2 separate regions of the Homo sapiens genome follow, and region 1 is linked to region 2. A link is an interaction called in ENCODE POLR2A ChIA-PET data of the cell type or tissue named here. Cell type or tissue: MCF 10A. All regions are shown on one strand. Each heading gives the region's core, and the rest is flanking DNA. Links, peaks and the distances in the headings are about the cores only. Region 1 overlaps TRMT11 (tRNA methyltransferase 11). Region 2 holds the start of LOC124901397 (a long non-coding RNA gene).

What was found. Peaks named below come from ENCODE experiments on the same cell type or tissue, not always from the same donor. Only the 100,000 strongest peaks of a DNase experiment are listed, where the experiment ranks them.
Region 1: POLR2A ChIA-PET joins it to region 2 with 5 read pairs; 5 of 35 experiments call an interaction of 5 or more read pairs at or near these places.

The regions. Positions count from the first base shown.
Region 1 is chr6:125,993,757-125,999,146 of GRCh38, reverse strand. TRMT11 (tRNA methyltransferase 11) reads right to left here. Exons shown (of 13, transcript NM_001031712.3): 2 at 5,325-5,390; 3 at 3,107-3,180; 4 at 1,013-1,094; 5 at 832-924; 6 at 463-597. Among named protein-coding and RNA genes, the nearest start is that of TRMT11, 9.9 kb to the right of the region's middle. In MCF 10A, for the core only: a CTCF peak has its summit at 2,989 (motif pointing left); a DNase peak (open chromatin) is centred at 2,976.
Region 2 is chr6:125,916,702-125,922,091 of GRCh38, reverse strand. It overlaps NCOA7 (nuclear receptor coactivator 7), which reads right to left. Exons shown (of 16, transcript NM_181782.5): 12 at 1,024-1,149. It overlaps LOC124901397 (a long non-coding RNA gene), which reads left to right and starts at 3,050. Exons shown (of 2, transcript XR_007059741.1): 1 at 3,050-3,251; 2 at 3,561-3,912. RefSeq lists an enhancer at 2,674-3,873. In MCF 10A, for the core only: no CTCF peak of the experiment used is centred there; a DNase peak (open chromatin) is centred at 2,931.

The DNA.
Region 1 (5,390 bases), core at 156-5,155, 77 kb before region 2:
ACAACTTCCACTCACAGCTTCCAATCACCCATTTAAAGCCTCAGAGAAGTCGGCAGAACTGCTTTACAGTAATTCCATTTCTTTTGGAATGGAAGGCCCAGATTGGGAATCTCCACAAATGAGATTCCTCAACTACCACAGCACTCTGTGTTTTCTCTGCTTTATAAAAAAAAAGAAACAAACAAAAAAAAAAAAAACAGTCCAGATGTTCTGGTAAGTCTTGTTTCAACATTTCCAGGTATACCAACTCCTCCCTATATCTAACAAGCCTCTTGCACTTCATTTAAGAATCTCTGGGAAAACACAAAACAAAACATAATCACATACTCTTCACCAATTTTAATCCATTCAGTAGTTCTGACTCTTCAGCTGCTTTAAAGTTCTACATAGGAGTCAACAAAAGGCCTAATAAGTAGCTTTCAAAAAAACAAACTGACATAGGTAGAAAGAAAACTTGCTCACCCATCTACCAAAATAAATATTATGTGGATTCTCAGGGATGCAGTTTGGGTCTAAACCATAATCCTCCAAAACAGAAAATACATGTTGCGGTTTCTTTAAATTCACTTTTCCTTCAAATGGCAGAAATTCAAGTGCCTAAAAGAAACAAAAGAAATGCTGATGTCTTATAATAATTTACAATGAAAAATGGCGCTTATCTAATAACATTACCTTGTAAGCCTGGAGTCAACATTAAATAAAACATGAAAAGCACTTAGCACAAAATGTGGTACAAAATAAACACTTCACAGACATTAGGTATTCCTATATATCAACAATGGCCAGACTGCATTCATCATGTAGGTTTTTTGTTTTGCTAAATTTACTTACATCTATTCGCTTGATTTTCTCTTCTTGTGTCAATGTCTTATTAAAAGTGTGAATCTTTATTTTATATGTAGAGTCCGAATGTAGAAATGGAACCTAAAATAAAAGGAAATCAGTTTTTTGAGTATTTTAATTCTACAGAATCTGCACGCATGCCTATATAAAACCACATTTTACTACGCACCATCTTCTCCACAGGGTAGTTTTTAAGAGAACTGTACAGCTCCTCAGGAGATTGTCCATGACCCCATAGTTCAAATATAGACCTAGGAAATAAATGATTGGTACTAACCTCAGTAAAGAACTTAGTTCACACAGGAATACATACAGTCATTTTACTAGTTCTTTATGCACACTCCACTGATTATTGCCTATGTTTTGCAAAGTATAAATGAATCGGTTATTTTAGATAAATGGGTAAAAAGCTGCAGAAAAGCCAATTATTCCCAATGTCTTCTCCATAATACAAAAAGACTAATGACCAAATAAAAATGTTATTAACAATTAGCTGGCCAGGCACAGTGGTTAACGCCTGTAATCCCAGCATCTTGGGAGGCCGAGGTGGGTGGATCACTGGAGCCCAGGAGTTCAAGACCAGCCTGGGCAACATAGTAAAACCTTGTCTCTACAAAAAAGGCAAAAAATCAGCCAGGCATGGTGGCACACACCCATAGCCCCAGCTACTTGGGAGGCTGAGGTGGGAGGATCACCTGAGCCCTGGAACTTGAGACTAAAATGAGCCAAGATCATGTCACCGCACTCCAGCATGGACAACAGAGTGATACTCTGTCATGCATGTGCGTGCGCACGTATGGACACACACACACAATTTTAGTAACTAACTTACCCAAAATGTTGAGGTCTAATAAGGCATATTCCTAGGTACTTGTTATATTTTTCACCTTTTTGTCGCATGCTCAAAATATTTCATGTTAATAATAAATTAACTTTCAATCCCTTCTAACACAGAAAAATTTGAATTTAAGTTGGTTTTGAATCTATGCTTTTATAAAAGTCTATCTTCATTCTGATACAGTTAAATTGTAATTTTTTTCCTTTGCAAATGATTTCTTCCTTTTCTATTGAATTTACAGAGAAAAGGCTTCTACAATAATATTAATCTCACTTAGCTATCACTTAAGGTATACCTCAGCTACACAAAATATATAGATAATAAAAAGCAATTAAAAATTATATTATACAACTGTTAATTGTGCCATTAATCAAATATATGAATTAGAAGAGTTATGAAAGAAGCATACAAGTTCTTAGTACTCCAGTGGCTATTTTAAACCTAACAAGCAATTATTCAAAAAGAGTTTTTTAAAAGTTATGTTTCTGTTTTCTAGTCATTTTTATTTCATAATAAGGCCTGTTAACGACCTTCACTGTAAAAGATTAAAGGCTGCAGGTAGTTCTCAATAGGATGAAGTTAACTAAATATTGGGTTGTGTCCAATTCCGTAATACAACAATTACATATGATGATATAAAACATCGCTAACCATGTTAATAAAACTAGATATATGTAAATTCTTATTTGCATTGCATTAGCAAATATAATTTCTACAGAAAGTTTTCAGCAATCTGCCAAAATGTTCAGGAAGAAAAAGCAGCTTAAAGATAACACAAGCTGTTTGATATTTAAGATGCTAGTTAAAAATACAGTTTAATTTTCAAATCTGATGACAGAAAATTTTCCAACAGTATAAAGAAAAAAGAAATGAAAGAAAAGAAAAAAAAAGTGGATGCCAATGATAAAGTCTAGAAACACTGAGGATAAACAATGAACAGCATCATTACATTAATTCACACCAAGATTTGGTACTCATAATTATTTTCTCTACCAACTGAAACAGTAAAACATGTCTCACGGCAGTCCTCACTTTTTGTTACCTTACACTTCACTAATCTGCTCATCCAATTAAAAACCATCTATGAAAAAAGTATTTTTGGATTTTCAGCACTTTGGTTATAATTATATGTGGCATCTATCCTGCGTAAGAACATAGTGTTTATATCTCATACTATACTCCCGCATAATACGGAAGTTTTAAAAAATTATTCTAAAACAAATGTGTCGACATTTCCCCAGAGATTCTTTCATCCTTGGTTTCGGCAGGTAACCCTCCTCTGGTCCCCCACCGCCACCCAGTGGCAGTTGTATGTAACTGCAAGCTAAACTGAGCCTTCACACTGCCCAATATAGCAAAAAACAGGATTGAGTGGTTATGAGAAGTACCAGTATATTCATGCAGGAGAACATAAGTTTCTCTTACTTGGCACACACTGTCCGTTTCATCAAATTTCTTGCAATATCTTCAGAGGGAATGCTAAGAATCCAAAATGGTGACTAAAAGAAATAACAATATGCAACTTAATTCTAAGTGGCTACATGGCCTCATATGCTTTTATTCAAGAAGTCAATAAGGAGAAGTGCCTATTTGCTACTTTCATGTAAGAATATCTGATCTGACTGTAACCAAAATAAAAATCGTTCCAATAGTAAAAAAGTAAATTAGAATAATATAGTAAAAACATTTTTATAATGACCCTATAAACGAATATATCCTCAAATGAAACATTAATTTTGTATCTGCCCTTTTATGTAGCTTTACGAAAGGAATTAATGCATATTATATCCCAAAGTATAATCTTGAAATTCATCATGGCTAATCATCCCTTATAATACAGCTATTTCATTTTTAATTTCTAAGTAATGTATTTCTTAGTTGCTACATGAGACCTTTTTCTAGGTAGGTGTGGCCATCTGAGGGTGAAGGAGGGGCCCTTTGAAACAACTATGATAGAAAATCATGAGGTACATTATTAAATTCTCATTAGCTTTTACTATTTTATATTTTATCTAGGGGAAAAAAGCTCCAAGTGCATCAGGGGTGTTTTCCCAATCCTCTATCCCAACACCCAAGATTACAGGCACTGGTAAGCTGCAGCCAGATAACCTCTTGCCAGAACACAGCAAAATCCAAAAGGATCCTGACCTCATTTCATCACCCTTAGCCAATTATATCCGCACTCTCCTTCCTTTCCTCCTCCCCTCAATAAGTGAAAGTCATTCAGGAATAAAAGTCCAACACTACAGGACTTTCAACTTTAGCTCTTTCATCTTTTGCAAGAAATCCTTCCTGTCACACCTAGCTTTTTTCTTTTTTCTTCAACTTTTAAGTTCAGGGATACCTGTGCAGGATGTGCAGGTTTGTTGCATAGGTAAACGTGTGCCATGGTGGTTTGCTGCTCAGATCAACCCATCGCCTAGGTATTAAGCCCAGCATCCATTAGCTATTCTTCCTGATGCTCTCCTTCACCAGACTCCACCACCCCCAACAGGCTCCAGTGTGTGTTGTTTCCCTGGACATGTCCATATGTTCTTATTATTCAGCTCCCACTTATAAGTGAGAACACGTGGTGTTTGGTTTTCTGTTCCTGCATTAGTTTGCTGAGGATAATGGCTTCCAACTCTATCCATGCCCCTGCAAAGGACATGATCTCATTCCTTTTTATGGCTGCACAGTATGCATGATCTCGTTCCTTTTTATGGCTTCCATGGTGTATATGTACATTTTCATTATCCAGTCTATCACTGATGGCATTTAGGTTGATTCTATGCTTTGCTATTGTGAATAGTGCTGCAATGAACATATGCATGCATGTATCTTTATAATAGAATGACTTATATTACTTTGGGTATATACCCCGTTTTTTTTCTTCCAATATTTACCCTACCCAACAGAAAAATTCAAAATAATCCAAACAAGAAAAAATATTTTCATCTTAGTATTACTTTTATTGAGAAAATTTTTAAAGCAACCTGAATAAAATGAAATGGTTAATTATGGTAGAGCTAGTCAATGAAAAATATTATGTAGCTATGTTAGAGATAAAGGCCAAGTAACAACTTAGGCCTATATTGACACTATCAGGTGAGAAACACAGACTACAGAAGTAGAATTACAATAGGGAAAAAAAAGTACACGAAAAAAAAAAAGACTGGAAGGCAGCATCCCCAAATTATAAGTCACGTCAAGAAGGAACTGCAAATTATTTTTTCTATTTTCCAAACTTCTGTCAAACACTGATATAGTTTTATGCAAAATACAAAGCTCATAAATTCAGTCTTATACAATGCACAATTTCAAATTTTAAAATGATTCTCAACACGAGCCCAACATTCTGCCAAATTCTAAATTCAAATTCTAAACACAGCTCACCAATGGAGCACAGCCCTTTTTTAGGTGAAAGGACAAATTATGACACAACTGTTGACTAAAAATGTAAAACAAATAAAATACTAGAAATAAATCTAAATTACTTAACAAAACCACAAATTTTCCAAAAATATCCACTTTATTCCACTGCCTCTTGAAACAGATACAAGTAACCATACAAATATAAATTTAAGATATGCACTTCTTCTCTTCAAACCCAAGGCTCTATTTCTAAGTATACTCCATATGGTCTAATGAAAATTTAACTTACCTTTCCATAAGTTTCTTGACTGCTGGCAAACTGACCTCCAAAAAGCAAAAGCAAAGACTTTATTTC
Region 2 (5,390 bases), core at 104-5,103:
GTGCTTAAAATCAGTTTCAGTGTCAGTGTGAATCCCACACTCTATAATTACTTGGTCAAGCTTCTTGGCTGTCTTGGGTCTTTACTGGTTCCTCAGTAAACTAGGGAGCCAAACTTAATGATTATTTAAGGTCTCTAAAATTCATGTCTCTAAGCTGACTGATGAGGGAAATGCCAGGGATTCCTTACTACAGTTCAAACATAAGTGCATTATAATATTTCATGAATTTCAAGTAAACATTCAGAAACTAAAATACACAAAGAAAATCATAGAAAAAGGAAAAATTGTCCTGTAGGTAGGTATTTTTCATAAAGCAAGTAGAGTGCCTTTGCTGTATTACTTTTATTGAGCCCTATACATCAAAGCTATGGGAACTCTGCAATAATTACAAGGATAAATTTGGATCCTTTTTAAAGCATATTAGGACTATGGTAGGACGCTTAAAATTTTTATTTTTTTAAGATTAGAAATGGCTTTTTCTTCAGGTTTGAGAGAAGGATGTTAGTGTCTGACCAACTCCTCATACTACTAAGAAGTCAGCAGGGAATGCGACTTTTCAGAGGCAGAGCAGGGGGCACTGGCCTTAGTGGGCTGCTGGTGTTCCTCCTTCCTCACAAGCCTCATCCTTCAGCCCAAGTGAGAAGGGCAAATGCATTCAGGGATGGGAATTTTTTTTTTTTTTGAGACAGAGTCTCACTCTGTTGCGCAGGCTGGAATGCAGTGGTGCGATCTTGGCTCACTGCAACCTCCACCTCCCAGGCTCAAGCAATTCTCCTGTCTCAGCCTCCTGAGTAGCTGGGATTAGAGGCATGTGCCATCACGCCCGGCCAATTTTTGTATTTTTAGTAGAGATGGGGTTTTGCCATGTTGTCCAGTCTGGTCTCAAACTCCTGACCTCAAGTGATCCGCCTGCCTTGGCCTCCCAAAGTGTGAGGATTACAGGCATGAGCCACTGTACCTGGCCAAGGGAAATATTTCTTAAAGCCTAGGAACCCCCACCCTTGGTGGCCAGGGCGAGCCCACCTGCTCGATGTGCATATTCTCCAGGAGCGCGCTGTGGGGCCGTAGGACAGGCAGCACCTCTTCGTCCTCGTCTTCATAGTAGCTGCATGTGCTCTTCCTGCGCTTTGCCTCTTCAACAGTGATGATCTGAAATGAGAAAACAAGCCAAGAAAAATAACTTATTGGCTTTTCTTCTAACTGCTAATTTAAAAAATCACTCTAGGGACACCCGTGCTTGAAAAGGTGACGCTTCGGCAGCAGGAAATCAACTGAACAGGACTTTGGGGAAATGGCTAATTTTTCAGTTTCAGAACAAATGCACAATTAAAGACAGTACAATCGAGGCAGTTAATATGTATAAATTAAAGTCACAAGTCACAAGGCTAGACGTGGTGGCTCATGCCTGTATGCCCAGCACTTTGGGAGGCCAAGGCAGGAGGAAGATGGCTTGAGCCCAGGAGTTTGAGACTAGCCTGAGCAACATGATGGGACCCCTATCTCCATATAGAAATAAAATAAATAAATAAATAAAGTCACGAGTTTTCCAGTTTTAGTATAGCTGCTGATTGCTCGGTCACTGAGAATAGTATATAACACCAGAAGATTTCTACCTTTGAAATGCCCTAAATGATTCTCTTTTAGCCTTTAGATTTAGGATCTGAATTGTTAAAGGACTAATCGGAGATCATTCAGTAGGTAAGTCTTCTATAAATAGGGAGTTTGCGGTGATGAGGATAGTTTTTAATCAGGTTCCTGATGTTTTCTCTTAAGGTTGTGCACATAGAAACCACTTCTGTTAGAAATAACGAATGATAACAGCTACCAGGAGCATGAGTACAAAGAAGTGTGAAGCTTTAGTCTAAATTACAACTAGGTTACAATTATTTATGTACTGTTCAGAGATGATAAAAATAGTCTCCCCTTCTAAACCTAGAAACATCATATTGTACAAAACATTTATTATTTAACTCTAGCTATGCTTATGAATTACCAAAGTTCATTTTACTCTAAAATCCATTTTTGGCCCTTCTTAAATTATGGATAAATCACTGGATTACTTTCAGATTGAAGAGTGTATATTAGGCTTCTTGGCCTTTTGTGTAAGATCAAGTGAAGGATTATATTAGACAACTAATTCACCAAAATGTACTAGTATTAATGATTTTATATTATAGAGAAAAACATTTAAGTTAAATCCAGTGCAAGTTGTCAGGCAGTAGTGCACTACTCAATTTCCAAAATGCACAATGACAGATACAAAGTACCCGCTGGCGTCTGAGCCAGATTTACAAGTAAGAAAATTAAGCTTACTAATTTTACCATTTTCTGGGGGAGTGTTTCCGTAGTGAAAACACTATCAAGAATCACAAACCAAGCATTTTAAATGAATGAAATAAAACACTCTGTTTTCAGCAAACTCTGTGTTTATCACAAGTATAAAATGAGGCTGTGGAATGAAAAAAAATCAAATATGGATTTCTGGCTCCAATGAGAAGAGGCAACCACACCATAACCCTCTCCGCAATGAATAAAACACCTGCTGGTAGAAATGTCAGCACAATCCTTTCTAATTAGAACGACTTTCAAAAGAAACTCGGAGGTACATCACTGAGAATTCACCAGCACCTTATTAGCCCTCGGGACGCACTCCAACATACCTTCACAAAAGGCTCTTCGTCAGGTCTGGCACAATAGAAAATCTGGATGTCCAAGGGTAATCTTTGGCCTCTCATTGTGAGCAGTGAGAAGTGTGGCTCTCTCTCTAATGAGGAACAAGTTTTCTCTCTACTCTGCTTCCACACCACAGTTACTTGTAGCCACGCTGAGCTACAACTGTTTTCTCAGTATCTAGTTTCCTGCATGATTGAGTTTCTGTTTCCCTCAGGAGAAGTTTCAACATTTCTACAGGAACACACCCAAATTAGGATTTAGAGCAAACACACTTCCTGCCAGGCATCGCTGTGAGACTGTAAAAGGACACTTTCACCTTTGAAACGGTGGTTTCCCAACACTATGATAAAACCCCATTGTTCATTTTTTTTCTTTTCCTTCTTATACTTTTTTTCCTAATCGTCCCTCCAGTGAACCTAGCTTTTCTAGCCCTGCCTTTTCAGAGTTTTTTTTCTTTTTTTTTTCTCCCCCGCCCCCAGCACCTTCTTTAAGGCTAAAGCTCCATTTAAAATGGTACGTGTGATCCCTGGTATAAGCTTGAATCTCAAAGGAAGGATGAAAAGGAGCCTTCGGTGGAGGTAGGCTTCATTACAGTTAGAACAAACGGCATTTCACTTCAATACTATGTCATGTTTGTTGGTGGGAGGGACTTAAAAGAATGGGAAAACATCTGGTTTACATGAGGTTGTGAAAGATGTCATCTTACATGTAGTTTTATAAAACAGTTGGCAGAGTAATACTTATCTTTTTACATTTTGGAATTAGTTTTAATGACTAATAAGCAGGATGAGTCCTCCTCTACACTTCAGATCACATGTCAGGAGGTTAGAAAGAAATACAGATCAGCACTGGATCAATTTTCAGTGATATTTCTGTGATTCTTCCAGATCCGAAGTGGCCTTTCAGTCTTGGGCACAGCTGCGGGGATCAGAGTGTATTGTATTGCTCACACTGGGGGTTATAAAGAAGACTCTAGCAGATACTTAGAGACCAGTCCACGGCCAGCAGAACTGACTCTCAATGCAACAGCCTGAGCACAACCTGGGACAGAATGCCAGCAAGACAACACTCTCCTCTGGGCCCCTGGGACTCCAGGACAGCGGACATTTATTATTTCCTATATGATGGTGGGTGCCAGGTGCTTTGCCAGGCACAGAGACATAAAGCTGCTCACAGTCTCCAGCAGGTGAGGAGACAGTAGAGAAACAATTCTAAATAAATGGGTGCCATTCCATGTGATTGTAAAAGGAAAATAAAATCTTGGGATCACAAACTCACTACAAAAAAAGGGAAAATTAAGCTTTGAAACTGAGCCACACAAACAAAAACCATCTTTCCTTTTGTTTCTAAACAGCTGTCTCCCCAGGTGGTCTCCCTCACCTGGACAATGTAAATTAACAGCTTATTTTCACAAGTCGGAAACAAGAGCAGACTAGAAATTGACCTTACTGCTCACCTCCAGACCAATGCATACTGGACTTCTTCCACGACTCTGTTTACTTCATCTTATGTAAAGTGCAGATTTACTGCGCACAAGGCATACATGATTGAGGGTTCCTCTACCCTCTCCTTTGCACATGCAACATTTGGATTCAGTGCACACTAATCAAAGACTCACAAGAAAGTAACCGTTTGTCTCATTTTTTCTACCCTCCTCTTTTCTCCTTCCTCTCCAGCCCACTTTTCCCCCTTTAAATACTGAAGCCCTCAAAACCCTCTTTGGAAAAAGTGCAGGACACAGATCCTACTGTGGCTTGTGTCTCTTTTTCCCTCCCTAACCAGATGCATCCTCAACCTTAGCAAAATAAACCTCTAAATTGATTGAGATCTGTCTCAGGCATTGTTTTTGGTTTATAGGATACAGATGCCAAAATCTACAGCAGACACTCAAAGGAGGTTGGGGTGACCTGGGGGGTTCTGAGATAGCTTATTCACAGAGGAGATGGTGCTTCAGTTTGAGAGCAAGGATAGGGTGTGAGAAGATGTTCCAGGGACAGGGCACAGCAGGAATGCAGAGATGGATTCTGGGTTCACATTGGCTGGAGAAGAGACAGCAAGGAAAGCAGTGATGAGGAAGGTAGATGAGACAGAAAAGGTAGGAGGAGCAGAGAAAAAGAAGAGCCCTGATGCCACGAAGGAGCTTAAAACTTACCCTACAGGTCAGTGTTTCCAAAACATAACTGTTTGGAAATCATCTGGGAGCTTTGAAAAATACAGATTCTAACATTCCTCCCTCCAGACCTACTGAATTAATGTCTCTAGTAATAAGGATCTAGGATTCAGTTTTTTAAAATTCCCAGGTAGTTATTCTAACAGGTGGGTAAGAATCAGCAGAGTCAATAAGGAGGCCACTGAAGCTTTTAAGCACAGAGTATCCAAGCTTGCTTGTATATTTAAATGACAAGTTATACAGCCCCACAGTCCATATGTAAGATCTTTCAACATGATGAAGGAAACATTGGAAATCATTAAATAGTGCTGGAAAAAAATTGACTATTAAAAATATCATCTACCATACATCAAAAAAGCAACTACAGATTGAGTGAAGAGTTTAAATTAGTATTGCAGGGCCACTTATACATGGACACAGATGAATTCAGAACCATGTATTTGTAATGGCACCATTCTCCCTGGTGGACAGGTTCTCTCCAGCAATGCTTGGCTGCCTAGGAGCAGAAAAGTGTGAGGGTGGGTTCATCCAGGATTGCACGCAGGCT